2 separate regions of the Homo sapiens genome follow, and region 2 is linked to region 1. The links are chromatin loops, found by intact Hi-C in ENCODE. Cell type or tissue: psoas muscle. All regions are shown on one strand. Links, peaks and the distances in the headings refer to the core of each region. The heading gives the core; the rest is flanking DNA. Region 1 overlaps MKKS (MKKS centrosomal shuttling protein). Region 2 has its middle 97 kb from the start of SNAP25-AS1.

Evidence for each region. Hi-C counts contacts between places; a loop is a spot of excess contacts. Peaks named below come from ENCODE experiments on the same cell type or tissue, not always from the same donor. Only the 100,000 strongest peaks of a DNase experiment are listed, where the experiment ranks them.
Region 2: a loop joins it to region 1, with 4 times the contacts of the local background. A loop is called at or near these places in 18 of 110 quality-filtered maps.

What each region holds. Positions count from the first base shown.
Region 1 is chr20:10,425,774-10,428,590 of GRCh38, forward strand. The region is part of intron 1 of MKKS (MKKS centrosomal shuttling protein); the gene reads right to left. The region is part of intron 1 of LOC128706665; the gene reads right to left. The region is part of intron 1 of LOC128706666; the gene reads right to left. Among named protein-coding and RNA genes, the nearest start is that of MKKS, 7.0 kb to the right of the region's middle. RefSeq lists a silencer at 2,490-2,539. In psoas muscle, for the core only: a CTCF peak has its summit at 1,527 (motif pointing left); a DNase peak (open chromatin) is centred at 1,508.
Region 2 is chr20:10,315,596-10,318,412 of GRCh38, forward strand. No RefSeq gene overlaps it. Among named protein-coding and RNA genes, the nearest start is that of SNAP25-AS1, 97 kb to the left of the region's middle. In psoas muscle, for the core only: a CTCF peak has its summit at 1,261 (motif pointing right); no DNase peak of the experiment used is centred there.

The DNA.
Region 1 (2,817 bases), core at 297-2,796:
TTTGGAGCAAAGCAACAAGAGAAATGAGATTTTTTCCCTTCCTTACCCTCTAATGTACTTGCCACTGCCCTTTCTTTCTTTCCTGAATCTTCTTTAAACATATTTCTAAAAAAAGACTCCTTTAGAAGGATAGAGAAATCAAGAGACATGAAATGAGATTAGTAAATTTTAGATCAAGTAAAATAGAGTTGATATTTATAGTTTCATTTACTAAAATGTCTTTTGTTAAGTTTAGAAAAAGTTTAGAGGCAATCTTAATGTGGATTATGCTTTTCATATTCTTCTCTCAAAAGTATGGTCTTAAATTATTCAAAAGTTTCATATTTTTCATTTTGTTTTGCTTTCATAGCAACTTTATGAGATCATTTTATAAATGAAGAAACATTAAATGATTGATTCTAAGATTACTGTCAGTTAACTGTGGCATTCAATTTAGATGTGAAGTCTTTAAAGTCTTGCCTAGTACTCTACTAAGCAATTCTTCAAGTCAAGAATTAGTGCCCCAGCTTGGGCAGTACTGTCTATCAGGATTTCCAGTGTGTGATCACGGATGAGGGGAACATTTGGAGGGCGTGAGGCACACCCTTGAGGATCACTGAGGTCAACTAGCTTGGGGCATCATGCCTGGCATGTTGTTCTTTTTTCTTTTTTTGGGACAGTCTCACTCTGTTGCCCAAGGGGGAGCGTAGTGGTGTGATCTCGGCTCACCTCCGCATGCCAGATTTAAGGGATTCTCGTACCTCAGCCTCCCAGGTAGCTGAGATTACAGGCCCACGCCACCATGCCCGACTAATTTTTGTATTTTAGTAGAGACGGGGTTTCACCATGTTGCCCAGGCTGGTCTCAACTCCTGGCCTCAAGTGATATGTCCGCCTCAGCCTCCCAAAGTGCTGGGATTACAGGCATGAGCCATGCACGCCCCGTGGCATGTCCTTGGCTGATTTTCATGTCAGGTATATAAAAGGTTAACAGCTGTCATTTCACTTGTCCAAAATTAGAGGGCATCTTACAGTTCTGGAGGTAAGAAAAACAAAAAAATTAGAGGGCAAAAGAGTCTATATCCTCCAAAAACACATCCGTGACCTACTAATGGTTGAGATTAGCTGGGTTAGTTCAGTTTTCTTTAATTTAGTTCTCAGTATAGAATGACAGCAAGAGATTAATGAACAGAAGAGGGAGAACTTGCTATGCTTCTACCTCATTATAAATACTGTAATCTTTTAGAGTAGCTTAAAGGCCAAGAAAAGAAAACACTGACACACACACACACACACACACACACACACACACACACACACACACACACAAAGTAAGGTTAAGGGCAAAAAGGCAAGCAAGCTTCCTAGAACTTCCCAAACAGCTGGATCTAGCCATCAGATTATTCTATCTAGCATAGTATTAGTTAAAGCCATCAAGTTTTTTTAATTGCTTCCTGCAAAATTAGGCCTAAAATAACTTGGATGCAGGGAATGTTACATCAAATGTTCTCATTTTGCCTATTGGGCTTGCTGGGCGCCATCTGCTGGCCTTTTGGACACAGTGTAAAACGGATTCTTTTTGGTCTTAATTGCTGTTGTGATTTGAAAAAATTGTAATTTTTAAAAACTTCCACTGAATGTAATTTAATCATGAGAAGAACATTAGATAGAATATTAAAAACCAATTAACCCAGCTCTTGTGATAATGAAACTTTATGAAGTTTACTGGAATTGTACTATGCCTTTTCTTTTACAATGACAATGTTGGCTTTAGGTATTTGTGAATTCTTCATTTCTGAATTCTCATCATCAACATTCAAAAGTTATTTTTTATCCTCAATTTTTAATACAGCAGTTTGAATTGTGGCATTTTTTCTGTGTACACAATAGAAAAGACTGCACGTGGTCTTCAACTGTGCTATGAAATGAACTGACATGGTAAACAGAACAATCGTTTTCCTTTTTCTTTTCCAACTATATCACCTAAAATAACACTCATTTTGCTGGACTTCTCCAGTCTTGTAAAAACACACACCCCAAAAACAATACTGTAATTCTTAATGAACCCATGGATCATAATTGAGTTCTAAAGTTTCCATTCTGCAAATCCTACCACCTTCCCCACCAAACCATTCAAGGTCAGCTTGACCTATATCCAAGAGCTGGGCTGCTAACAGCGTAACTGAGTCAGGAGTGGATCTGCAGTCAGAAGGCCGAAACAGGTATGCGTAAGTATCTTATGTCTTTTGCTATTCCTCCCTGCTCATTGCTGTGAATTTAATGTATTTGTAAATAAAAAATATACTGAAAGCATCATAAGTCTTATATGGGGGTTTCACTAATTGTAGGCAGTCTCAAATATTAAGCAAGTGATTAACAACTAATGAGAAGTGAAAACTAGCTTACCAGCAAGCTGTGGTTTATCACAATGGTTGTAGTGGTTTATAGAGTTGTCTGAGAATCCTGTCCCCTTTCACTGTTTTTACACCCTGGCTGCCATTTGATGCTGGTGATTGGTGGAGGAGAGGGGAGTAGGTATCATGCAGATAGCCAGATTGTTCCAGATCAGATACCTAGATGAATGGGCCTTTAGTGCTACAGCAAACACTTTATGTTCCTGGTATGTTCTGAATCCCTAAAGAGCCCATTTCTACCCTTCATCATTTTCAAGATTTTAATTGTATGCTCCACCTTCATTTCTGCAGATAACCTATTGGCCAGAGGACATTATAGCTCTTTAGGTATGAACACCTCTAACTTGTTGTCCCCTTATGTGCACCTTAGCTCTCAACTAAATCTTCTTTCAGCTGGGCGCGGTGGCTCACGCCTCTAATTCCAG
Region 2 (2,817 bases), core at 279-2,778, 110 kb before region 1:
AAAGCATTCACTGTTAAAAAAGAAGAGGCAAAAAAAAAAGAGAGAGAGAGAGAGAAAGAAATCTTTAAAAGCCTCTGTTCTAGAATAATTTAGAGGACAAATAAGATGAACTCAAGAGTAGATGGAAATATTAATATATAAATATTCTAAATATTGGTAGTAGATCTAAGGTTTTGGATGACAGATAATAATATCAGGAAAGGTGTTTTTTGGTTTGTTTTTGGTTTTGTTTCTTTTAATCCTAAAGACCCAGAGGCAATGAACCAGATAGTTTAGCATGAAGAGGAAGAAAAGGAAAAGGAACACCAAAGAAGATAGAGTCAAGCAATTTTGACAAAATGGTAACACGGAAGAGAATGAGGAGAACTGCCATTATTAGTTAAAAAAGAACAAGAGTTCGAGATCAGCCTGGCCAACACGGTAAAACCCTGTCTCTACAAAAGATACAAAGCTTATCCGGGTGTGGTGGCCGGTGCCTATAGTCCTAGCTACTCGGGAGGCAGAGGCAGGAGAATCGCTTGAAGCCGGGAGGCAGAGGTTGCAGTGAGCCGAGATGGCACCACTGCACTCCAGCCTGGAGCAAGACTCTGTCCAAAAAAAAAAAGGAACTAGAGAAAAAAGTATAAAAAGAAGCTTTTAAATAACAATGGTTTCTGAAGGATTGGAGGACAGAGGCTGTTTACAAACTCAGCTCTCCCTTGCCTCTTCAGGCTATTTCTAGTTCATCTTCCCGAAATAACCTGTTCCTTGTTTGCTCTCTCTTTCTTTATTCTCACAGCCATCACCAAGTTGCCCTTGAGTACACCCTCCTACACCACAAAGCTGTTCTCATCCTGGGTCTCAGCTCATCCAACACTGCTCCAAAGTTCAGCAATCTTAAACTCCATATATGTCATTCTCTAACCAAAATAGTCATACCTTCACTCTCTCATGTTCTTTCTTATGTCTTTGCACTTGCCCTTCAAACTAACCTAAACTTCTAATGTCTGCTTCTAAGTTTTCTCTCAATGACCCCAATTTCCAATCCTGCCAAGAGCTCCAGTGTGTGACAGCCTCCACTCTTGGGTCACATCTTCCCTGTTTTGCCCTTCAATCCTGGACTATAAATCCCAAACTCTGGATCAATAGAGTTCTCTGCCTGACCCCTCCTTAGGCCTGGGGTCCTTGGGAACACAGGAAAATCCTGGACTGGTACCACGGAAAATGTATGATCCCATTGAAGTTCTCACGCCCAGCAGGTGGCAGTGTAAACTGGTATAACCACTTTAGAAAACCATTTGGCTGTATGTACTAAAGCTGTATGCATACACTGACTTGGCAATTCCATTCTTAAGTATCTATTAAACAGAAATACAGTGGTCCTTTTGTATAGGCAAGGGATTAGTTCTAGGACTTCTGCTTCTACCCAAATCTGTGTATACTCAAGTCTTGAAGTCAGTCCTGTGAAACCTGAGTATAGAAAAAGCCAGCCCTTTGTATCCTTGAGCTTTGCATCATATGAACACTGTATTTTCCATCCCCATTTGGTTGAAAATAATCCACATGTAAGTGGATCTGTGCAGTTCAAACCCAGGTTGTTCAAGGGTCAACTGTATATACTTTTGTTCACCCAAAGACAGGTACTAGAATGTTTGTAGCTCAAACTGGCATTTATCCACATGCCCATCAACAATAGAATGAAGACATAAATTTTGGTTGTTTTCACATAGAACACCTACAGTAAAGAGAATAAGTAAACTACAACTACATGCTGAAGCAACATACGTAAGTCTTATTATCTCAATATAGGATGGAAGAAGCCAAATACAAAAGAGAGCACGTTGTTCCATTCCATGTGTATAAAGTTCAGAAACAGGATAAATGAGTCCATAGTGTTAGAAGCTAGAATAGTGGTAATCCTTGGGGGAAATGGTTAGTGACTAAAGATGCAAGGGAAGCTTCTGGGATGCTAGTAATCCTGCTTCTTGATATAGGCGCTGGTTACATGGGCGTGTTCAGTTAGTGAAAGTTTACTGATCTGTGTAATATGTTACATGTGCACTTTTCTGTATGTATGTTATATCTCAACAAGGAAGTTCAAAATAGTTACCAAAATGACAAATATATATATATAGGCATAGGTTACATAATTGCTTCCCAATGTGAAAAATGCTCCCTGCAGTAGTACAGCACCACGGTCTGCAATTATAAGGCATAAACCACTTTCATTTCCTGTCCCTCCAGTTTCAAAATGTCCCTTCCCATCTATGCTGTACTGCCTTCCTGTATCAGTCAGGCTCTTAGAATGCCTGGGTAATGTAACAGGACTTTAATAACAGCGACTCTTTATAAAGGTGTGGGCAGGTTTAGAGAAACCAAGGAGGAGAGTGCAGTCCCTTGGGACTAGCAACAGTGGGGGCCCTTCCCATCCCTAGTCCCAAAGAGGCAAGGAAAGGGAGCTGTTTCCCTGAGCCTAGAAAAGGTAGTTTTCCATGGAGAGGACACCGTCTGGCTGGAGCTGTGGCCTTTGGTGAAGGGATGGAGCCAACCTAGGGCAACGTGGAGAGAGAAAACTGAAAATAAATACCAGTATCCCTCTACTCCTGCCGTCTGATTTCTTGCCTTTCTGATGGCTCCCAAGGGCCAAAGCCTACCAGAAGCTAGTGGATGGGAGTCAGTAATGAGGTCCACACAAATTGGCACTTCCAAGACCCAGAACAGGGTGGAAAAGGGTAGAGTGTTGGTTTGGAGCAATGAGTGAGGGCTTCAAACACATTCCCTCTCCATAGGTATCTTTCTCCAGTCACACTGACTCTACTGAGGCTGTTGTAGCTGCAT